Regions from separate parts of the Homo sapiens genome. Here regions 1 and 3 are each linked to region 2. A link is a loop called in an ENCODE intact Hi-C map of the cell type or tissue named here. Cell type or tissue: CD4-positive, alpha-beta T cell. All regions are shown on one strand.

The links. Hi-C counts contacts between places; a loop is a spot of excess contacts. Peaks named below come from ENCODE experiments on the same cell type or tissue, not always from the same donor. Only the 100,000 strongest peaks of a DNase experiment are listed, where the experiment ranks them.
Region 1: it touches region 2 in a loop (8-fold over the local background); 48 of 110 quality-filtered maps call a loop at or near these places.
Region 3: it touches region 2 in a loop (3-fold over the local background); 39 of 110 quality-filtered maps call a loop at or near these places.

The regions. Positions count from the first base shown.
Region 1 is chr2:197,164,180-197,172,179 of GRCh38, forward strand. The region is part of intron 2 of ANKRD44 (ankyrin repeat domain 44); the gene reads right to left. Among named protein-coding and RNA genes, the nearest start is that of ANKRD44-AS1, 30 kb to the right of the region's middle. In CD4-positive, alpha-beta T cell, a CTCF peak has its summit at 4,690 (motif pointing left); a DNase peak (open chromatin) is centred at 4,652; H3K27ac peaks cover 1,264 bases.
Region 2 is chr2:197,110,268-197,118,267 of GRCh38, forward strand. ANKRD44 (ankyrin repeat domain 44) reads right to left here. Exons shown (of 28, transcript NM_001195144.2): 9 at 499-577. Among named protein-coding and RNA genes, the nearest start is that of ANKRD44-AS1, 84 kb to the right of the region's middle. In CD4-positive, alpha-beta T cell, CTCF peaks have their summits at 3,130 and 3,332; a DNase peak (open chromatin) is centred at 3,124; H3K27ac peaks cover 657 bases.
Region 3 is chr2:197,184,138-197,192,137 of GRCh38, forward strand. ANKRD44 (ankyrin repeat domain 44) reads right to left here. Exons shown (of 28, transcript NM_001195144.2): 2 at 2,886-2,969. Among named protein-coding and RNA genes, the nearest start is that of ANKRD44-AS1, 9.9 kb to the right of the region's middle. RefSeq lists an enhancer at 2,403-3,602. In CD4-positive, alpha-beta T cell, CTCF peaks have their summits at 7,503 (motif pointing right) and 7,715; DNase peaks (open chromatin) are centred at 7,524 and 7,954; H3K27ac peaks cover 919 bases.

The DNA.
Region 1 (8,000 bases), 54 kb after region 2:
AGGCTCCTTTATTCCCACCTGGCTGAGTGGGGGCTTTCTACATTCCTCGGGTCCCGGGAGGCCTGGCCTCTGACACCGCCGGCTGCGTCTGGGTAGCAAGACCCCTTGGTGCCTGCGGTTCTTGACCCCTCTCTGGCAGCACAAGGTCAAAGGTGTGGGGAGGGGCGGGAGGCGCAGCTGCGGGGTCCCTGGAGTTCCCTGGCGGGGCCTGGTAGCGGAAGACCTTTCCCTCTGAGGCGCCCCTCTGTTCTCTGGGGGCGGCCACACTGTGGGGTCGGGCAGGTCGCACCCTTCCCCCAGCTGAAGAGCAGCGCTCAGAAGAGCCCTTCCCCCACCGCAGCGGCTCCTGGGTGGGAAAGAAACAAAGGCCGGCTTCGCGGCCGCTCGGAGCCGGGAGCATGCGCGGTGAGCCCCCTCCCCTGCTGCTGCGGGGTTCCCGCGCCCCAACCCCTGCCCCGGACCTCAGGTCGCTGGCCCCTCCTGCCCCGGACGTCCGCTTTCTCGCCACCAGGCCTCCGCTCATTTGGGCCTGCCGCCTCCTCATCTTCTGCAGCCCAACCCTCAGCCTCCTCCATGCATTCCCAGCAATGCCTCTCAGAAGTAGTTGTCCCTTCCTCTGTGTTCCCTGGGTTTTGAGGGTTTTTTTTTTCCATTTAGTTTATTCTACCTTGGTTTTTAGCCATCTCTGAGGATGGCAGTACATCCTAGTGGGCCCTGGAGGCGGAAGAACTGGGTTCAAACCCTGCCCCCTGCCACTTGGAGCCATATAACCTTAGGCAAGTTACTAGATCCTCCTCTAAACTACTGTTTATTTGTCTGTAAAATGGGGCTAATAGAATCATTCTCCCTACCTCCTGAAGATGTGTGAGATGGAATGAAATGATGCTTAGAAAGCATTTGGCACAGTTCCTATCACATGGTTAGCACTCAGCAAATGTTGCCGGTTAGGATTTAACCCATGTTTTCACCCTTTCCTCAACACGCCCCTTCTGGCTGGCTGGCTGAATTCGAAAGACTGAGCAAATTCCAGAGTAAACAAGATGGCACCATCGGAACAAGAGGAAGGAGAATATGTCCAAGGGCCAGGTAAACATGCTCTCTAACAGGTCCCATGACTGGAGATGCTCAGGATCAGAGGAACAAAATGGAACGTGCCAGACTCCGTGGGAGGTGTCACCTGACAGAGGAGCTGACCGGACAAGCCTTCATCTTTAGTGAACAAAATCTAATCCTTGGCACAGCCACTTGTAATTTCTGGGGTGACAGAAAGGTCGAGTGAGCACGACCACAGTGAGTGGGTCACAAGAAGTGTCTCTGATCTCAGGTTACCTGTGATCAAGTACCTGTAAGCAGCTAGGAATAGTGATTGGGAACCAGAAGGCCAAATGTAAGAGGCACTCAGCACTAGAGATGCTCAGAAAATGCTGTTCCATGTCTAGAAGATGATGGATAAGTTAGTCAACTGCTGGAGTTTTCCTGGGAGCAAACACCATAAAATACAATTTGTGGAAGCATTACTGATGAGATATGATGCTGGCATATATAGCATCAGGAACCATTTACCCTAAGACCTAAGCAATGAAAGAAATGTTTAATAGTAACTATGAGCATCTATTGGTACGTGATAGCTTTTAAACTTGGACTTCTTTTAGTTCAAAATCATTTATATAGTGATAATGTAAATGATTTGACTCATTTTATGACATGAACAGAAGGATTTTCTAATAATTTTTACAATGAACATAGAGATTCCAGGCAAGTTTAGACAAAAAGACATGACACTGTTCTTGCCTTAAGTTCATACTTTAGTAGAGGGAACAAACATAACTTTGTAAGTTCCAATATCCTGTTTTAATCTATACCAAAGCTTAAAAGTTGAACCCTAAATCTGCCTGCAGATTTTGCTTGACTGTTACAGAGGTTTGTAAAATCTAAAGTGGAATATCTTTATTGGGGTATGAATGGTCCAGTTCAGTACAACCCCCACCACTCCCTAACACCTTCTTTACACAATGGCACTGCCTCCTGGATTCTGAAAGCTTTTGAGTTGGCAAGCAGGATCTGTACTTTTCTTTCTAAGTATGCTTATGCCTTTGGCCAAAAGCAACACAATTTGGACCCAATAAACTGCAATCCAAAGACGTGCTCTGAAGGACATGTAATGCCATAAACTGTTATGGGCAGCTTTTGAGAGCCAAGCATTGTGATAGGTTCTAGGGATACAAAGATGAATGAGTAAGGATCCCTGTTCTATAAGCACTTAAGATACTTAAATGACAAAGGCACCAAATGAAAGCGAGGAATATTGAAAAGAGGATGTTATGTGATAAGGATATGGCTACAGAATTTAAAGTTTGCTGATTCTAGACAAAAAGTAAATTCTTTAGAAAGAAATATTCCTAGAACAGAGAAGAAGAATCACTGACAATGATTGTTTTAAACATATGCCAGAACCTGCTATAAGCATTTTTCATGGATTATGCTCAGAATGGGATATCCCCATTTTACAGATGAGGAAATAGAGGCACGGAGAGATTAATTACCTAACCCAAGGTCATATAACAGCTGGTAGACAGCAGAGCCACACTTGGAACCAGGCACTCTGGCCACCAATGCTCACACTCTTAGCCACTATTCTATGCTGTATCCTAGAATAACCTATCGCTAGGCTATATTGACTTCTTGCAAATACCATTTAGGAACCAAATATTTTCTTTTCAAGATAAATCAAGTCAATTCTTATGTGATATATAGTGTCCTGAGAGAAATTACTTTGTCCAAGAATAAAAGCATAACATCATAAGTGACAGGTCTAGTTTTTAAGCTAATAGAAATTAATATATGTGGTATTTTTGTTTATAAATCAGTCTGAGTTTATACTGTGTGAATCATTTTCCCAAATTCCAGTCACTCTTGCACTGTGCTGAGAAAAATCAAGCCTCCTCAGGTGATGTGTATGCACATCAAAGTTTGAAAAGCATTAGCTATAAGGTAGAAATAAGACATTTGCCTTTCAGCAGCGCCTGCCACCAATCAGCCAAAAGAAAAAAAAAAAGTCTTTTTGAACACATACATTTTTATTCTTTCATAAACTTCATATACATGCCACTATATTATCATATTTAATATGCAATAAGATACACATAAAATATACATTTTAATTTTTTAAAAACAGATTGAAGTAGATATTTCATTGCCCCCAGTGGATCATCTGGCACACTTCCTAAGATGCCTATATTCCCCTTTTTGGAATCTACATACCTTACATCAAGGATCTTATCTAAGAGCTAGACCATCTATCTTAGATGGGTATCTTCCAATCATCGAAGACTTCCCAGAACCCAAATCAAGAATAATTTCTACAGTTAAAGAAAATACTGTGTATTGTTACTTTGTCAATGAAGCCCACCAGAATGCATCTAAGAGCAGGGGTTTTGGGAAATCTACATCCAGGTGATGTTTTTAAATAGTTCAAGACCATTCTTCTATGTCTTAATTTACAAACATTCTCTAATAAGCATGAACTATACTTGGTTGCTTCACCTCCCGTGGCTGGGCATGTGGAAGAAACTGAAAAAATACTTGTTAACTGCATGACTGTCTTCCAGCCAAAGTGATGATCTTTGTCATCTGGTTTCATGCAAAACATGCAGATTTTCCCCTTTACCATACTCTTCTTCCCTAAGAGTGAGACTATCCCAGAGGCAGCATGTTGAGCAGAGCCATCTCTTTTTATCTAGCATTCTATTGGGCAGAACATGAATTTAGCTACCTGTAACATATAATTCAGAGATTCAAGAGTTTTGCAAAAATGACTTGTCTTTGGAGCCTTGAGCCGCCCTGTCACAAGTTCAACAACCTTGTGGCTGCCTTGCTGAACTGAAGCCCTGGCCACATGGAAAGGCCACATAGAAGTGTTCAGGCTGACAGCCAGCATCAGCCACCGGACATGTGAGTGAAGTCACCTCTAGATGATTCCAGCCCCCATCTGTCAAGTCACCCCAGCTGACAAGTCTTTCCACAGAACAGAGAAAAGCTATCCCACTGTGCCTGTTGGAATTCTTAACCCACAAAATCCATGAGCATCATCAATTGGCTGTTTTATGCCACTAAACTTTGGGGTGGTTTTTATACTGCAATAGTAAAAGTCTCTGTGAGATTCTGAAGTGCTCTCTGAATTATTATAGAAAGACAACATTATGTTTAGTGTTAAATGGCCTTATTTATTTTCAAACTCAGGGTAACCAGGCAGTCATTGATTATTAAAATATACAGGGGACTCTAACAACAAGATTTATTAAACCCCATCATCATTTCCTTTGTGTACCAGCAAACAGCCAATTACTACATGTGCAGAATAATGGTGGCAATTGTCACTTTGCTGTCCCCTGCGAAGCAACTCTTTAGTTCTGTCTCCTCTCTCAGAAATGAATTGCTCCTTCTCCTCCTCTAGCTCTTCCCCTTCTTCTCCCTATTGCTCAGGCTGGGAACTCAGGACTCATTTTTAGATGCTCTCTCTTCCTTGCCCCTCACATTGAATCCATCATCAAATCCTGAGTGGTCTACCTTCATGACACACTTGGAAGCAATCTGCAGCTCTCCCCATGTAGAGGTTAGAAGTACCGTAATCCATGTGAGTGGCGCCCCCTAGAGCTCATGAGTACATGGCGTCATGGCCACTGCAAACACCCTACTTCAGGCACATCATTTCTGCCCTGACCCCAACTATGGTCTTCCTGCTGCTCTCACAGCTTCTACTCTCCCTGTCACAATCTGTAATTCACACAACACCCAGAGTGACTTTCCAAAATATTCTCCAGAACATTGTGCACCTAAGTGGAATCCAAACTCCTCGCTCAGCTCTGATGACCGGCCCCTTTCTTGTCTCCTCTCCAACTTCCTTTTCTACCACCTTCCCCCTCCTTCACTCTCCTTCAGCCACACTGGCCTTAATTTTCTTCTGGGAAGTTGCACTCTCTCCCCTAACCCTCCTTGGGGCCTTTGCTCCTGTCTTTATCCAGCCTGAAACATTCCCCCCAATCTTCTCATGGCCCCCAATTTCTCATGGCCAGTCTCAGCTTAAATGTCACTGCCACCTCAAGAGACCTTTCCTAACTACCTTTTGTTAGTATCATAGCACACTTGGCTTTCTTCATAGCAGTCTTCTCAGTTTATAAGTACCTATTCATTCATTTCCTTTACCTGTTTACTTCCTTTCTCTCCAATACACTGTAAACTCCTGATGCAAGGACCAGGCCTGTGTCCACCACTAATACAACCCCAGCACCTGTCATGGTGCCTGACACATAGCAGATTCTGTCAGTATATGTTGAGTGAATAAATTTACTTGCATACTATGTAGCAGTGGATTGTGATACCCTACTCCACTCCCACCTCCAGAACATCTGTTTTCCTCCCAGTTGACCACGGACCAATGGTTCTCAAAGTGCAGTCCCCAACCAGCAGCATCAGCATCACCGGAACTTACTAGAAATGCAGATTCTCAGGCCCCACCCTGGACCTCCCAAATCAGAAGCTCTGAGGGTAAAGCCCATCAATCTGTATTTTAACAAGCCTTCCAGGATTCTGATACACACTCAAGTTAGAGAACCACTGCCACAGACTATTCCAGAGACTCTAATTCTAGAGCAGTATGTCTCGAGGTATATTCCACTGGCTCTGAGGGATCATCCCAGCTGTTAAAAATTTTTTAAAAAAAAGAGGGAGGAGGCCAGGTACGTGGTTCATGCCTGTAATCCAAGCACTTTGGCAGGCCATGGCTGATGGATCTCTTGAGTCCAGGAGTTCAAGACTAGCCTGGGCAACATGGCAAAACCCCATCTCTACAAAAAATACAAAAATTAGCTGGGCATGGTGGTGTGTGCCTGTAGTCCCAGCTACCTGGGGGGCTGAGGTGAGAGGTTTGTAGGAACCGAGGAAGTTGAGGCTGCAGTGAGCCATGATTATTCCACTGCACTCCAGCCTGGGCGATAGAACAAGACCCTGTTTCCAAAAAAAAAAAAAAAAAAAAAAAACTGGGAGGCATTCAAAGCCAAATGACATTGAGAAACACGGTGTTCAAGAAAGTTAAACAGATTCCCTTATGGCAGGAATTCTCAGAACCTTTAATATGACAGTTACCTTGTAAATCACTAAAATACAAGGAAATTTGTGGTAGAAGTGCTTCCCAAGTTTACTTGGCCACAAAACTCCCTTTCTTTCCCTCCTAAACACTTGTCAGACTTGTTCTGGACTCTGAGAAACACACTTTGGAAAATGCTGTCATAATGTAGTCTTCCCTAGAGAAAATCTTTCTAACACCATTCCAATTCATTGTGCCTAGAGCAATATTAATAATGACTGAGTCACTGGCAGCAACTTCTTTAAGCTTTGTGCATCTTTATCTTTCTTAGACTTGAAAATAAATGCTTAATGCTAAACACATTTTCATATGTCTTTTTAATATCAGTAAAAAGATCAGATTTTTGTTAAAGTCTGAAATGTTCATGAAGGCAAATATGGAAGGGTAGAAACTGGTGGCAATTTCAAGTTGAATTAAAATGAGATGCAGAGTTTAGAGTCTCTTTCCTGTATTAGAGTAGGCAGCAGTGAGATTCTCTATTTAAATTGTGAAAGTTTCTTTAATGAGCATCAGAGAAGCGGCTTCATGTTTGGGGCACTGGAAGAGCCTTAGTTTTCTCCCCTAGTTGATGGGGCCGGGGGTGGTGGAGATTCCCTGATGATGGAGTGGCAAACTGTGCAGGTAAATTATTGGTCCCAGCTGACAATCAGTACTTGAGAAGGCTGAGGCAGCTTAGAAATAGGAAGTTAAAATATTCATGCCAAGCATCCAGCGTTTGTTTAATCAGGGCTAATGATTAGTTTCTTAATGAAATTTTACAAGCTCAGTTGAACACAGAAAACATTTGCTTCTCTAAAAGCAAACAGGTCTGTTTCTATTATAATCAGACATCTGAACCACAGAAGACCCCCAGCCCTTAGGAGTACAGAGGTGAATCTGTTCAGGAACTTCCGAGTTTTCTTTGAAGATGATAGTGGCCAAAGAGTGATGGGAGAAGGAAGCTGGCGATCAACAAGATTTGAAACTGCAGGATCTAATGCCACAGACCCTGACATAAACTTTGGGCAGTTGTGCTAAACACAGCAGCTCTCAAGTAGAGGGACAGATGATCAAAGGAGCTAATATAGTCAGTGGTTATGCTAGAATGTCTGTTTGGGAGGGCTTTGGAGTGACAGTCTAACTGGAACTACTTTTACATTTCTGGCAGGCTGTTCTTACTTAGGTTATATGAGAAAATTAAATAAAATGAAATTTAAAATTCAGTGAAACAGGAGAAGGAAGGATGATTAGGGAGAACAAAAGGGATTTTTAGATCAGTGAAACTATTCTGTATGATATTATAATGGTGGATGTAAGATATGCACTTGTCAAAACCCACAGACTGTACAACACCAAGACAGAATTCTCATGTAAACTATGGACTTTGGGTGATCGTCAAGTGTCGGTTTGTCATGATGATGTTCATCGATTGTAACAAATGTGCCACTCTTGGGTGGGATGTTAATAGCGGGAGGAAGCCAACCATGTGTAGGGGCAGGTGGTATAGGGGAAGTCTCTTAACTCTGCTTAATTTTGCTGTGAACCTAAAACTGCTATAAAAACTTTAAGCCTTCTTTTAGAAATTCAATTAAAAGGTTTCAAAAGATGTTTTAAGTCATATTTAGTATAAGATGGAGAAAACAATTGCCTAAGTCAAAAATTACTCCCATTATTATTACCATGTCCGTTATTTTTCTTCTTTTTTTTTTTTTTTTTTGAGATAATGTCTCACTCTTGTCTCCCAGGCTGGAGTGCAGTGGCATGATCTTGGCTCACTGCAACCTCCACCTCCCAGCGTCAAGTAATTCTCCTGCCTCAGCCTTCCAAATAGCTGGGATTACAGGTGCCCACCACCACACTCGACTAACTTTTGCATTTT
Region 2 (8,000 bases):
ACGCCCACCTAAGCCTGTGATTTTATGATCCTTTATATCACATCCTTACCTGCTTTTCCTCTAAGTCATCTCATTTTTCCTAATTTTGCCCAACTAGCTTAATAAGTTTTAACTTAGGAAATTATAGTGAACTCTAAAATTTAAAAATAATTCAGATTTGTTGCTGGAAAATGAATGCTACTTACCTTTATTAGTTTCAGAGTGAGATGCACAGGATCTTGAGCCTACATAAATACATCATTTCCAATTTCAAAGCTCATGCTCTGTGCCTGACTCCAAATTGACTGTGAAACTGTGGCTTTATGTTTTTACTATTAAGGTGGATGTTGATGACATGTCTGATGAACAGTTTTTAGCAAAGTACATCAAAGAATTATGTAATTGCATGCTTACTAAAACTCCAAAACAGGGCATCGACTTTCATATGCAGGTGACTGACAGCCAAATTCACAACAAGAAACTATCGAAATAATGACACTACTGAAGCATCTCTCTTACCATTCTGAATGAGGGTCTGTGACCGTGTGAACCTTCCATGGACAGCTGTCATGTGCAGTGGACTTTTGCCATCTTTACTCTAAAAAAAAGAGAGGGAGAGAAAAACAATGGAGGTGCTCATGAGCCAGTGACACCCATCTGAAATACCCCTATGGACACTCCTAATAATGCCCTGAAAACATTCATTTATTTATTTATTTTTTAAGTATGATCAACATGAGGCTGCAGTGAGCTAGGATTTTACCACTGTACTCCAGCCTGGGTGACAGAATGACATTCTTCTAAATAAAATAAAATAAAAGTATGATCAACAATTACAAGAGGCAAAGATAATTTTGAAAGGAAAAGATAAAATGTACCTGACCTCTCAAGTTATTGCATAACATCACATGTTTTAAAAGCTTAGAGAAACAGTTATCTGAAACCTTTATTCCTCTCCTGTGATCTACTGGAGAAGGAAGTTTCCTTCAAGGTGTTTTTTTCAACCTTTGTCTATAGTACACAAAAAAGACAAATGTGTTACCTTGCATGGTATTCTTTAAGCTGAAGCTGACCAAATGGCTCTGAATCACTGCAACTCTTAAAACTGACCTGAGGCCGGTCGTGGTGGCTCACACCTGTAATCCCAGCACTTTGGGAGGCCAAGGCAGGTGGATCGTTTGAGATAGTTCAAGAACAGCCCGGCCAACATGGTGAAACCCCATCTCTACCAAAAATACAAAAATTAGCCAGGCATGGTGGCGCATGCCTGTAATCCCAGCTACTGGGGATGCTAAGGTGGGAGAATTGCTTGAATCCAGGAGGCGGAGGTTGCAGTGAGCCAAGATCGTGCCACTGCACTCCAGCCTGGGTGACAGAGTGAGACTCTGTCTCAAAAAAAAAAAAGAAAAGAAAACTGATCTGGAACCCTCTACTATTCCCTCCATTATAATTCCATTTAAAAAAAAAATCACTTTTAAAATAAAATAAAACAAAAAAGAAAAAATTTAAACAAAAGAATAAAGAAAAAGAAAAAAACAGAAAAAAACAAAACCATAATTTTTTATTGTTCCAAAAGAGAATCTCTTACTTTACTTAACTCATTAGAAGTCACAGGACTAAGGCATGCAACTGTTTAGGAAACTGCCTTTTGAATGACCAGCTGGGAATGTGTGCTGAATTCATATATTTGTTACTATTCATGATCGAAATTATGAAATTTCCTGACACAGATTAAGCCAAAACACAGAAAATGTACAACAGCTATATACCAATCATCATTATACTAAATACCAAGATACCATATGTAACTAAGAAATAGTAATTTACAGAATTTCTTCTGAAAATAGGCCCAAAAGAAAATATTACTGTTATTTTAGAATAAAAGTATCCCCAATAGAGAGAATGTATTTTCATCCAAGTATTGTTATCAAAAAAATCTATGTAACACTTATTTTTATAAGTCTCAGAGGAAAAATTTCTCTAAGTCTGAGATTAAAATACGAGGTTTTAAAAATGCATGTTCATTTTGTGATGAAATCCAAATGCCTGTATTTTAAAATGACTGTTTTAAAAACTCCATCTTGGAAAACAAATAATAATTTAGGTAAGTATTTCTTAGAGTGGACCAAGGACTGCCCACGTCTGAATCACCCAGGATTCTTGTTAGAAATATGAATTCTGGGCCAGGCGCAGTGGCTCACGCCTGTAATCCCAGCACTTTGGGAGGCCGAGGCGGGAGGATCAAGAGGTCAGGAGATAGAGCCCATCTTGGCTAGCACGGTGAAACCCCGTCTCTACTAAAAATACAAAAAATTAGCCAGGTGTGGTGGCGGGGCCTGTAGTCCTAGCTGCTTGGGAGGCTGAGGCAGGAGAATGGCGTGAACCCGGGAGGCGGAGTTTGCAGTGAGCCGAAATCGTGCCACTGCACTCCAGCCTGGGCGACAGAGCGAGACTCCGTCTCAAAAAAAAAAAAAAAGAAAAAAAGAAAAGAAAAAAAAAGAAAGAAAGAAAAAGAAATATGAATTCTGTACCTTAACCCTGAACTACAGAATTGGGGTAAGAGGGTCCCATTTTTAACCCCTGCTTTGGACTGTGGGCTAAAATAGGTTATAAAACCAAGGTTTTAACACAAGCATTTTATTATATTCTATAAGTCTATTCCTTAGAAATAAAAAAGGAATTACACATAGTCTGTGCCAAGAAAAAAAAGTTAATTAGAACGGTAAGTTCATCTTAATTGAAAAAAAAAAACATGTATCATTATAATTCAATATTCTCAGGTAGATGTGGGAAGAAAAGAAATAATAGGATCTTTTCTCCATCTTCTATGAGTATAATCTGAATCAGAACAGACTGAGAAAGGAGAGCTGAAGCTTGATAATACTTTTAGAGGAAAAACTGGAGCAATCAAGAGAATGAGATACAAAACCATCGCTGACCATGAGACATACTGGGAAGGAGAGCTCCTAAAAGTTATCTGATTCCAGAGCTAGGCCTTAGTTGTCGGGACTGCACACAGTTCCAAGGACTGAAACACCTGGGAACTACTTTGGAATAAGGATTTAAAACACCCCCTTCCAATTAAAAAGTGATGACACTTCAAAATAACTAAGGCGAGAGAAGGCAGAAATTGTGGAGTTGGCATTAACTTGTCCCTAGGTGGTGCTATTTCTTTAAATTTTGCTCCAGTGTTTTCTCTTAATATGAAACCATAAGTAATTATTAATTAAATATATCTAAAGCTATAAATACTTCAGCATTTAGAAAATATCTTCACAATATTCAGCTAAGCAATTTTCCATGTCTATAAAAGAGCTTAAAGGCCTTACCAAGGAGTAACCACCAACTTGGTGGTAGCTATCTAAGTTGCAGGCAGAGAGACAAAGCAGAAGTGATCTCTGAAGTGTGTGGTGGGCAAAGCCAGGCCCATTTCAGGGATAGCAAACACCACAACCTTCTTTTCTCTGAGAGTGCTTGTGCACTTGTAAAGGGACAAGTAAATGGAGATGACCAAAGTTAGGTAAAATGCAAAGAACAGCCATATGATCAGTGGTGACAATTGCTTTGCATCCATCTTTGCAGATCTTTGCCTGGGTTCATCTATAGCCTGAGTCCAGGCTATAGCTGATATTTTTTTCTTCACATAGGGAAACAGGTAGATAAGGTGGGGAAATTGGGACAGAAAGCATTAAGAGTATCATGGCAGCCATTTTGGGACAACTTTGTTCACATGGTATGGGTGTAAAGGGAGCTCATTATTTCAAAAAGCTATAGAAAACCAATGAAACTCAAAAGGATAATACTTTTTATATAATTCTTAAAAGTTAGAACTCAGAACATTAAAGTTGAGACTAGGGAACCCTACTGAGTTTCATGATCTGAGAAATTGAAATTTATCATGCAGGGGTACTGGCTGTTGCTACTATTCCTAGAATTGCACAAAAAGATAAAACATTCCTTGCGTTCTCAAAAGAGAGAATATGTGCAATTCTTCCATCTATTCAAAGCTTTTATGAAAATTTTTTTCTTAATTTCTAGTCTCCCTCCAATTTTCTAGCTACATTTTCCCATAGAATTTAGGGCTTTGAAATTATTGTTATTTTGATAATCCATTTAATTAAGCAAGAAGCACTTCTATTGAGTTAGGCATAATCAAGCCCTAAGTCATAAAGGAAAAATACTGAGGATTAAAATATTTACAACAAATATTAGTACTCTTTCAGGGCAGAACTCAGCATTGCCTAAGGAAGATTAATCTTTGAACTAAAAGCAGTGTTTATATTTTCTTGACCACCAGTCTCCTCAGAAATCCATTCACTTTTTCTTTTATTCCTAATGCCTTCTTTCCTCATCTTCCAATATCCCATATACGTTCCCTAAATTTACAGACATTGTTGTTCCCCAGGGTCTTGAAAGCATAATGTTCTCTGTGGCATGGTACACCCCTGGGGTCACAGAGCTCAGTGGCCCTACTACAGAGCAATAAAAGCTCTATGGGATAACATTAAGTCCAACCTGCGGTTAGGGGTGGGGTCAAATAAGGTGAGAAACCCAATAAGTCTTCCTAATTCAATGCAAGAGCCTCCTAAAATACTGGTGTGAAAAAGCCACACATTGTCCAATTTATTTTGTTTTGTTTTGTATGGTTCTAAGGGCAAGAGAGATGGAACGTGGTTGGCTCACTCATTCCTCTCCTTTCCCTTACTTCTCCAACGTTCTAAGTACCGTCCCTATCACTGCCTACTCTTGCCCATTCCAGTTTCCACCTTCAACTTCTCCAACACAACCTATTCCATAATTTGGTCCTGGTACATATAGAGAAGGGAACTGGTCCACTTCAAGCAGACATGTTTCAACTCCCATCTCTTAGAGCTAAATGATCTAAGAGCCTGCAGACAGAAAAGAATTGAGACCATGCACAGGCTAAATGTCAGTGAACAGGAGGTAGACAACCTGGCAATGGCAATTTCTGAGTCTGTCTTTCTAAGTTGTATCCAGCACAGCTCTATGTCTAGTGCCTTCTTTAACGCTTACTTTGAATGCTTGCTAAAAGAGCCTTGAGATGCTACAGAAATTACAATGTAGTCTCTAATGGAAAAGAAAAAATATTTTATACTTTCTCATGTTCTACCTATTTACAAATTATAAGTAAACCATCAATTGATTATTGTATCAGTAAAGTATATCTTTATTTTATCACAATTAAACTCATATCATGAAGTCAAAAAACAGGACCAGAGTCAATCAATGTAAGCAAAATGAGGAACTGTGAAATGCAGGCTGAACACACATCCCTCCTCCTCTTCCCATCCATCTTTTAGTTGCTCATGAAGACATCACTTTTACTATTTTGTGAGAATAGAGGAAAACAAAGTGAACATGTGGATAGGTAATGGCTGCATTTCAATATGCTACTTCCCTCAACTTTTGGAAAATCTAAACAAATACAAATTGTCTTGCAATCTACAAACACTTTCAAAATCCAAGGAGCAATGTGGTACAGAGAGATAACAACTTTAATTAGACAGCTACCTCCAGAGTCAGACAGGATGGCTCTATGGAAATGTTAGATGATCCGTGCATCCAGAGTGAATCTGGAATAACTAAGGAGGATTCAAAGAGATTTAGGAAATCGGAGGATACAGACAGAATAGATGAAGGGAGACTGAGAATGAAGGCTAGATTTGATTCAAAATCCTATTTACACAGAGTCAATCATAATAAACTCAAATCTCAGAGTTTTAAAATGGCATTTCTTATATTCTAGTTATGATCAGCAGTCCACAGGAAAAAAATAAATATTAAAATTAAGGAATTATGCTTTTCAGCTCCATTTGTGGAAGGGAAGAAGGGGCTGCAAAAACCAATGTATCACAGAAGCTGAAGTCCCTTATCCAATCTGAACTGACCACTGGTCAGTTAACTGGGAGCAGTAGGCCGGTGTGCCAGAGAGTAGCCTTCTAGCCTCTGGTATGGGGCACACTGAGAGCATTGGTGGCATGTTTTACAGATAAAATGAAGTGCATCAGACAACTCTGTGAATTAATTAAGTGGAGGTTGGTAAAGAGAGCGCCTTTATTAAATTCCAATAATTTCCCTTCCTTTGAAGGATTCACAGGATGTCCTTCAGATACCAGGATGGCAAGACAGATGTCTACAGTTTTGGGAACGCTGGCAGTTTGACCACCCACGTGCTTCCTGCCCCCTCAACACCACGCTCTGCGACTTCAGCCTCACGCAAAGATTCCTTACCAACCTCAGACGACAGTTCCTTGGTCTCTTTGATGCCCCCATTCTTTTTTGTCTGCTTTCCATCTTCATGAAAACACGACACTCCTTCCTGTCTCCTCTAACTCCTTTTATCATCCCTTTCTCTGGCTCTTTCTCCTCCTCCTGTTCCTAAGAGTAAAGGGCTGTTTCACTTTCTGTACTCATGCTATTACATACTCTCTCCTTGGGCGGTCTCGTCCCTTTCTCCTGGTTTCAACAATCACCTTTACATGAATGAAGCAATCTACATTTTTTCTTCTGTTCTCTACCAGTCTGCCATGCTAGAACACCACATTTGACACTATTGGGCTTCTCAGACTGGCTATACCAAAACCTAAAAATCAGCTTGTCAAAAACTAAATATATTGGTTTAACTCCCTAAGCCTACTCTTCCTCCTGACGTCTTTCTTAATGAACATCAATAATAACATCTATTTTTCTAGTGCTTATCATGTGGCAGATATTATTCTACATGATTTATGTATGATAAAGCTGTTTAATATTCACAGCAGTTCCATGGAGAAGACACTATTGTTTCCCTAATTTTACAGATAAACTGAGACACACAAAGAGCTTGTTTATGATTATATAGATACTAAAAGTCAAGGCTAGGATTGGAATTTAGGCGGTCTGGCCCCAGAACGGAACACTTAACTACTCTGCTGCACCACCTTTCTTTGCCGGATTTCTTTCTTCCTTCCTACCTTCCTTCCTTCCTTTATTATTTATTTATTTATTTTTTTGACAGAGTCTTGCTCTGTTGCCCAGGCTGGAGTGCAGTGGTGGGATCTCAACTCACTGCAACCTACGCCTCTCAGATTCAAGCAATTCTCCTGCCTCAGCCTCCTGTGTCGCTGGGATTACAGGCATGCGCCACCACACCCAGCTAATTTTTGTATTTTTAGTGGAGACTGGCTTTTACCATGTTGGTCAGGCTGGTCTCGAATTCCTCACCTCGTGATCTGCCTGCCTTGGCCTCCCAAAGTGCTCGGATTACAGGCGTGAGCCACCGCGCCTGGCCAATTTTTGTATCTTTGGAGACAGGGTTTCACCATATTGGTCAGACTGGTCTTGAACTCCTGACCTCAGGTGATCCACCCACCTCGGCCTCCCAAAGTGCTGGATTACAGGCATGAGCCACCACGCCTGGCCTCTTTGCCACATTTCAATCCTTACATTAGTCTTCAACTCCTCCAGTTCATGTCCCACCAAGTCTTGCTGATTTTCTTTCTGCAAAGCCTCTCCCTTCAGTCCCGTTCCCCTGTTCTCTTATTACCTCTTACCAATGCCAGTTTTATTGATTTCTAGTTATCCACTAATCAGCTCTTCTCTAGGTCCACTATACCTGGGTTTTCTTTTTTTCAAAAGTGAAAATAGCTTTTTTGGTTTTCTGGATATAAAAATAACATGCTCTGCCAGGTGCAGTGGCTCATGCCTGTAATCCCAGCACTTTGGGAGGCTAAGGCAGGCAGATCACTTGAGCTCGGGAGTTGGAGGCCAGCCTGGGCAACATGGCAAAACCCCGTCTCTACAAAAAAATACAAAAATTAGCAGGGCGTGGTGGCGTACACCTGTAATCCCAGCTACTCGGGAGGCTGAGGCCAGAGGATGGCTTGAGCCTGGGAGGCAGAGGTTGCAGTGAGCCAAGATCCCACCACTGCACTCCAACCTAGGCAGCAGAGCCAGATCCTGTCTCAATAAAAAAATAATAATAATAAAAATAATTTTTTAAAATTCTCATTGTATCACAA
Region 3 (8,000 bases), 74 kb after region 2:
ATAAGTGGCATCACTAGAATTCTCTAAGACCAAAAATTGGTGTGGCCAAGATTGCTAACTACTCACTAAAATCCATGCCGTCTCTTTGGGGGCACACAGATACACTAATTCCTTACTCTCCCTCGTAGCTAGGTATGGCCATGGCTAAATTCTGGTCCATGGAATATAAGTGGAAGTGATGTATGCTAATTCCAAGCTGACCCATAAAAATCCTTCCATGGTGGCCGGGCGCAGTAGCTCACGCCTGTAATCTCAGCACTTTGGGAGGCCGAGGCAGGCAGATCACCTGAGGTGAGGAGTTCAAGACCAGCCTGGCCAACATGGTGAAACCCTGTCTCTACTAAAATATAAAAATTAGCTGGGCATGATGGCGGGTGCCTGTAATCCCAGCTACTTGGGAGGCTGAGACAGGAGAATCGCTTGACCCGGGAGATGGTGGTTGCAGTGAGCCGAGATCACGCCACTGCACTCCAGCCTGGGCAGCTGAGCGAGACTCCATCTCAAAAAAAAAAAAAAAAAAAAAAATCCTTCCATGCTTTTCCTCCATGCTCTTTTTCCCTTTGGGGTGGCAGGACTGCACACAACCCCTGTGGTGATCTTAGAGGCCACATGTTGCTACCTGGGATCCTGTTTGGAAAAGGACCACCCCTCTAATATGTTCATAAAGAGACCTAAACTTCATACATCATACATCCATCATACATTTAGGGGTCTATGTGTAACAGTAGTTAACCTATCTAATTCAGTGATAAGTTACAACTGAAGTTAGGCTCCCCTAACCTTTACCAGCTAGCAACTGTTTTGTCACTTTCCCAAAAAGAAATGAAGGCCATTCAGGGGCCAGTACAAACTTTTTTGGTATGTATGACAGAACAAAAGTTCCATTTGCTCATGATCATTAGGAAAATATAGTAACCATGGCTTGGGCTTCCCTGGGCTTGGGCCACAGCCACAAAACAGGCTGGGTGGATTCCCGTGATGTCAGAACACTGGAAAGGGAGCTTGCTGGCCTGGCCTTGGCTCAGAAGCACAGGTCGCAACCCGCAGGCCCTGGACAAATGCCCAACTGCCTTCTGGAGTAGCCTGTCCCTGGCCTCATCTGTGCTTACCTTGCAAAAATGTCACAAACCATTGTCCTGTTGTGCTTAGTGCCAGCTGGGGAGAAGCTGCCAAAAGCTTTTGCAAAAGCCACACCAACCTGCACTGCCATGGAACAATGGCTACACCAAATGACTCGCCTTCTGAATAAAGCATTCAGCCGACCAGACAGACGTAATCCACCTCCCTGTGGCAAAGCTCCTCTTACACTGAAGATGTAGTTGACAACTTCTGTTTCTACTTAACACTAGAGACTTTAAAGAGAACTCCTCTCCCTGGTGGACTTCAGTATTTCACAATTGAATTACATTAAGAGAATTAGTAGCATGTACTGTACATAATTGCTTGTTCAACTCAAATCTAGGAAACTACTAAAAGGGTAAATCATTGACTAAATCATTTTACCTTTCTTTATTGAAGGTTTGTTTTTTTGTGTCAGGACCTTCCAGATACAGTGATTCTTAATCTTTTGGGAGTCAGATACCTTTTTAAGAACTTGATGAAATAGTTTGATTCATTTCACACAAAATATGTATATAGTGCACATATCTACTGCCTGTGACTTCAGAGGGCACACAGGATGCCTAGTTCACCCACTGATCCCAGACCCAGAGTCATGAACCTTTTAGGGCAAGGGTCAGCAAACTTTCCCTAAAAAAACAGATAGTAAATATCTTTGGCTTTGTGAGCCACTTATAGTCTGTTTCACAACTACCCAATTCTGCTGTTGCAGTGCAAAAGTAGCCACAGATAATACATAAATGAATGAGTATGGCCGTGTTCCAACAAAACTGTATTTATGAACACCAAATTTGAATTTCAGGTCATTTTCATGTGTCACAAAATATTATTCTTCTCTTGATTTTTTTCTCAACACTTGAAAAATAAAAACCATTTTTAGCAGGAGGCCTGCAGAAAAAAATGTATGATGTACCATAGGTTGCCAACCACTGCTGCAGGGCATGGGTTCCAGGGGTTCATCACCTTGGAAAAAAAATTGCACCTCTATTATCACTGACTTCTGATTGGAATTTAGCATTTCCTTCCACTATGAATGTAGGCCATAAACCACAGTAGCAACATCAGTAACTGTAATGCTGTCACCAGCAGAAATCACAGGTATGTTCATATAACATTAGAGTTGTTGCACACAACTCAAAATACTGATTATGCTCATCACTATATTTAAATTATGCTCACTCTTAGATCTTCTGCTGTATCTGGTTATTTAACCAGATTTTTTTTTTGAGGTAGGGTCTTACTCTGTCAACCAGGCTAGAGTGCAGTGGCGTGATCAAAGTTCACTGCAGCCTCGAACTCCTGGGCTCAGGCAATCCTCCCACCTGTGCCTCCATCACTATGCCCGGCTAATTTTTCTTTTTTTTTTTTTTTTTTTTTTTTTTTTTTTTTTTAGAGACAGAGTTTCACCATGTTGCCCAGGTCTCAAACTCCTGGGCTCAAGTGATCTGCCCAACTCAGCCTCCCAAAATTCTGGGATTATAGGCATGAACCACTGCGCCCAGCCTAAATGTGTTATTTTTTTTAAAAGCACATATATTACCATATTACAAAGTATATTTTTAATATTTGGGTAACTGTATCTCAATAACTGATTTCCATTGTAACCCTAGATATTTTATTTCTTATATAGGGTTTAAGAACAGTGTCCTGAGAAACAGTCTGGAGCTTTCACCAGATATCAAGAGTCCATGGTATATAAAAGGTTAAGAGTCCTTTCCTGCTCCAGGCTAACAGGGCCTGAGTAGCAAAACCACAGTATCTCTTACCAGAGTATTCACATCTTCAGTTTTATGGATGAGCATCCGGATCTCCTCTGGATCACCGCTGAAGATTGCCTGAACCAATGGTGGCTGCAAACACAAGAGAATGGGAATCAGAACTAAAATTAATACATCTGATCACATACAGATGCAGATGGTGAGAAGATTTGTTCCTTAAAAGTTTATTGAACCATTATCAGTTGGCAGACAAAGATGAATAAGACTCAGACCAACCCTTACAAGAAGTCCAGTGGGGGAGATATTTACATAAAGAAATAACTATTATACAATCTGAAAGCCAGGCCAGATAGTCTCTAACCTGAACTATGAACTACAGTGAATGTACCATGAACACCACCCATCACTGAAACTTTGATAGGCCCTTAAATCCCTGACAAGGAAACTACTAAATCTGTGGTTTTGTGCATACAATCCCTGTTATGAATTGAATTGTATCCCCACCAACATTGATATGTTGCAAGCCCTAACCCCCAAAGCGACTGTATTTGGAGACAGGGCCTTTAAGGAGATAATTCAGATTAAAAGAGGTCGTAAGGGTGTGGCCCTGATCCAATAGGACCGGTGTCTTCATAAGAAGAGGAAGAGACACCAGAGCTCACGTTCTCATTCTCTCTCTCTCTCTCTCTCTCTCTCTCTCTCTCCCTCTTCTTCTCCCTCTCTCTCTTTCTTCTCTCTCACACAGGAGGAAAGGCCATGTGAAGACACAGTGAAAACGTGGCCGTTGGTAAGCCAGGAAGAGAGGCCTCACCAGAAACTAACCCTGATTTTGGACTTCCAACCTCCAGAACTGGGAGAACAAAAATTTCTGTTGCTTAAGCCATCCAGTCTATAGTATTTTGTTATGGCAGCCTGAGCAAACTAAGACAGTTCCCTATGATTCCTCTACTTCTTGTTAGACAATGTTCCTTGTTATCCTCAAATAATTCCATTCCTAGAGGATGCTAATGGCCATGTTTCTGGCCACCGGAACACTTTTGTGTCGGTATTTGGAAAACCCTTGAAATCATTCCCAAATGCCTCCCATAGCTTTAGCCAACAAGTACTGTCTTAAACATGATTACATCTACTGCTTATTAAAAGTAAGTGGCACGATGGCAGTTTAGGGAAGAAGAGGGGGGTGTTACCAAGCTCTTATTATTGAACTCATCTACATTAAACAAGACCCCAGCATGCAGTAGAAGGATCTATATAGTGTGATGGAAACACAACCAAAAGAACAGCTAGCTCCACTTGGGTAGGAGGCTGGGTGAAGACAAGGGTGTATCCAAAAAAGCTTAAGGAAGGCACCTTAATGAATAAATATGATTTGCTGACAGGGAAGGAAGACAGAGGAGGTACAGGTGTGCAAAGGTGTGGATGTGCAAAGAACCTGATATGTTACTGACCAGAGTGTGGGGTAAAAGAGGAACAGTGGCAGGCTTTAGGGTTGATGTTGGGCTTGCCTGCATGGCAAAAAATGCTATTCAAAGCCAGTCTCACACTTGCTAGCCACATGCAAAGCCCATTTCTACATGCAACTTGGGGGTGAGCATGATCATCGCTGCCTAACCTCCTCATGGGATTGTTATTAGGATCAAATGAGGTAGTACATGAGAAAATGTCCTCTAACCAGACAACCCTACATAGATGTTTTCATTAAGAAATGTTTCACGATGACAAGATGGAGTAGTTGATAATTTTCTTTTAACCTTAAGATCCTTGGTAATTATGCACACACACACATTCACCCAAAATTCTAGAAATATCTTAGTCCTAGTAGTCGATTAGATGACAGCAGTTTCCCCAATGTGTCTGACCATAAGAATCACCGGAGATGCCTATTAAAAAAAATAGTCCCAGATCCCTTTCCTAAGGATATAATACATTCAGGGTGGGGACCTGCAAATCTAGATTTTAACAAGTACCTATCAATTCTTAGGAACTGGTGGCAAGCACTGGCCTCAGGTGAAATCACTAGTGTCACATACCTTGACCTCACCCTGTGATCTGCTGTTGGGAATGTGAGTTGTCATTTTCCCTATAAACCCTCTTTTCTCTTTTTATCCTCCTGTTGGCTTTCTTACAGGTTATGTTGCTGTTTATTGCTAGTTTGGGGGACCAATATAAGTACTATCAGTAAGACAGAGTAAGATTCCTTGAGGAAACACTATGTAAAAATGTCAAGGTGCAGAATGGATATTTCAATATGCCAGGAATTTGTCCATGGGTTTCTCCTCTGCCATAAAAATTCCCAGCAAATGAACATATATCTCTTTTTCTTTCTCGAAAACACCCTCTCAATTCTGCTTCTTGACAAGGTGTATGGATAGTTTCTGAAATTGCCAACAATTAAGTAGCAGGAAAGAAGTCTTGAAAAGAATACAAGTTTACTGCTAGTTCAGTCTTAGCTACTTACTCTGCTTAAAGACAGGCAGATCCTTCCACACTCCCCCTAACTACCTGCTAACCAAGTCTCCGTTCGGGTTACATCTGCCCCGTGGCAAGGACCACATTTCACACAAGACACAGAGCCAGACACAAATTCAGGGTTTCGACAAAAAAAAATATTGAATCTTGTTTATCTGCTCCATAATTCTCCATCTGCTGTGCTCATGGCCAAATGCTCATGTGTGCATTTCTGCCTTTTTGGACCTTAAAAGAAAACAAGCAACAAACCTCCACAACCAGAGAACGATAAGTAGAGGCAGTGTCTGACAAGATTTTCATGTTAAATCAGGAGTAGTCAATCAACAGCTGAACAGTTAAGATTCCGGGGAACAAACCCAACACAGTAGTTAATGCACCACTACTTAGTCACTTTAAGGGAACATAATGAGGTGAGCAGAGTCTCCCAGTTGCGAGTGTACGGAATACATACATTCTGTTGCATTCACTCCGTCCTCACACTTCTGAAGAAAGGCAAGCATTCCAAGCTATGGCTGGAATGTTACCAAGGAGAGGCATCCCAAAAAAGCTTCCAGAGAAGGGCGCCAGCACAGTCCTCAGCAGGGAGTGGTGCCTCTGGGACTAATGCTGCTAAAAGCTACTTTATAGAGAATTGTCAAGGCACAGAATCCCCAGGAGCCATTAGGAAGAAGAGGCTGAGCTATCATTATAACTCTTCCAATACTGAAGTCACATATATGCATACATATGCACCTAGGTACATATGCATACCTATCTACACTCAGGCATGCATGCATAGAGACACATGTTGAGTCATACACAAACCCCTTCTACTTCCCGTGGAATAAAAAAGCAGCTGTTCTCCACATCCCAAAGCCTTGCTATATGGACATCTCTAGCTCAACTGTGCCATGTGGCTACTGAGACATCGCCTTCACAATTATGAATTTAAGCATCATGGGATTTCAAACTAGAACTTCACAGATAACGTGCTTTGCTTCAACTGAAGCTGTGTGTTTGTATGGATATAATTACTGAATGGAATGCATAATGATTCTTGAGCAAGTAATATTTATTTTTTAAATATTATGACTGCTTCTTCTTTTTTTCTCTCCACACTCCCAAAAACATTCCCAGAGAGCACTTTGGCACTCCTTTTTGTTGGAATTTTAATGAGATCCTGCTGTTTTATTTTTCCCCAGGTAAACACTTAACCTAAGAAAAAATATTGGGGAAAAGATATATCTAAATACTATATTATATGATGTTTAAGGCAAAGAATATTCTAATTACAATATTCTTGCTCATAAGTATTAAGGACATATATTCTGTTGTTCATTAATTTGGCAACCATCATAACTTTTGCAGCTTTTGTCTTAACTTAAATAAGGCTTAGAAGCAAAGTCCTACCTGCACAAGAGCAGAGTCCCAAGCCTTGGCATATACAGATATTTCTTTTTAAAGTTTCACACATTTTAGCACTAGCATATATAACACGAGTGCTTTGTGTACAGTAGGGTACAGAGTTGAATAAATACAAAATTGTAACAAGGGTCAAAATTGAGAAAAACAAATAGTGGTAGGAAAAAAGGAGATTCAGATACCATGAAATCATTGATCATCATCCCCTAAAGAAATTTAAATTCCTAAGAGAGGTATGCAGTCTTTTTAGCTTCAATTGCTAGAATTTTCTTAGCATGCTTAGCAGCTGCAAAATGATTGTCAGTGCTGCAGATATTGGTGCAGTGCCTCTGGTAGATTCAGAAGACAGAAGGACACTTCCTGGGCCAAATTTACCAAAAGCACAAGTGGGATTTGTTGTTCAGATGGGACCTGTCCTTGCCTTCAAAATCACCAACAACTAGCCCCCTACTACCTTTCCAGGAGTGTTGACGGCTGCCTTCTAGAGGTGAATGTCTGCCAAGCTGATGACACTTGACCCCTCTAAGATAGAAATGGGGAACAGAAAGACCCCTTGATCTTATAAATTTTGTAGCTGAACTTGCTAACCCTTGGAACTGAAATCTAATCAGCCGAAAGCCACTTTCTCTACCCACATCCCCTATCGGCACATCCAATAAAATATTCTGTTTTTATTCTCACCCTGAAAACAAACTGGGAAAATACCAGACTTCCAAAAATAAAATGCTAAATCAAATATGTACTAGGGATAGTTATTCTCAAACTTTGAAGTAGAGTCAAAATTCCACTAGGGGGAGCAAGATGGTAATTTGTTACCTGGGAGGTAAAAGCAAAGGTTCAGGATGTGTAATTAAGGAAGTAAGGTAATTGAAAAATCCACTTCATTAAAAACATAAAAGAACTCAAGCTTCTGAAAGAGTTCTTAGTCATAAGTAAACATGCACACCATGCACATACTAAAACAAACAAACAAAAAAACACCAAACACAAAAAATTCCTATTGATCCCTGAGGATCCAGGTTTTAGAAATAAGAATAAAACTATCTAAAACCTACGTGCTAAGGTATCATTTTCATCATCTGTGAAATCCAATTCAATTATTATGTCAATTCCATGAAAAAAATATGCTACTGATGTCATCAGACACACCCTCCATTTAAGAATGAAGCCCATCATGGGTTCTACAAAGAGAGCCAAGCTAGTTTAGAGTATCCACTCCATCCGGCTATGAAGTCATCAATGCCCTCCCACATCCCGCAAAATCCCCTAATGAAACCACCATTTTGATTTTTG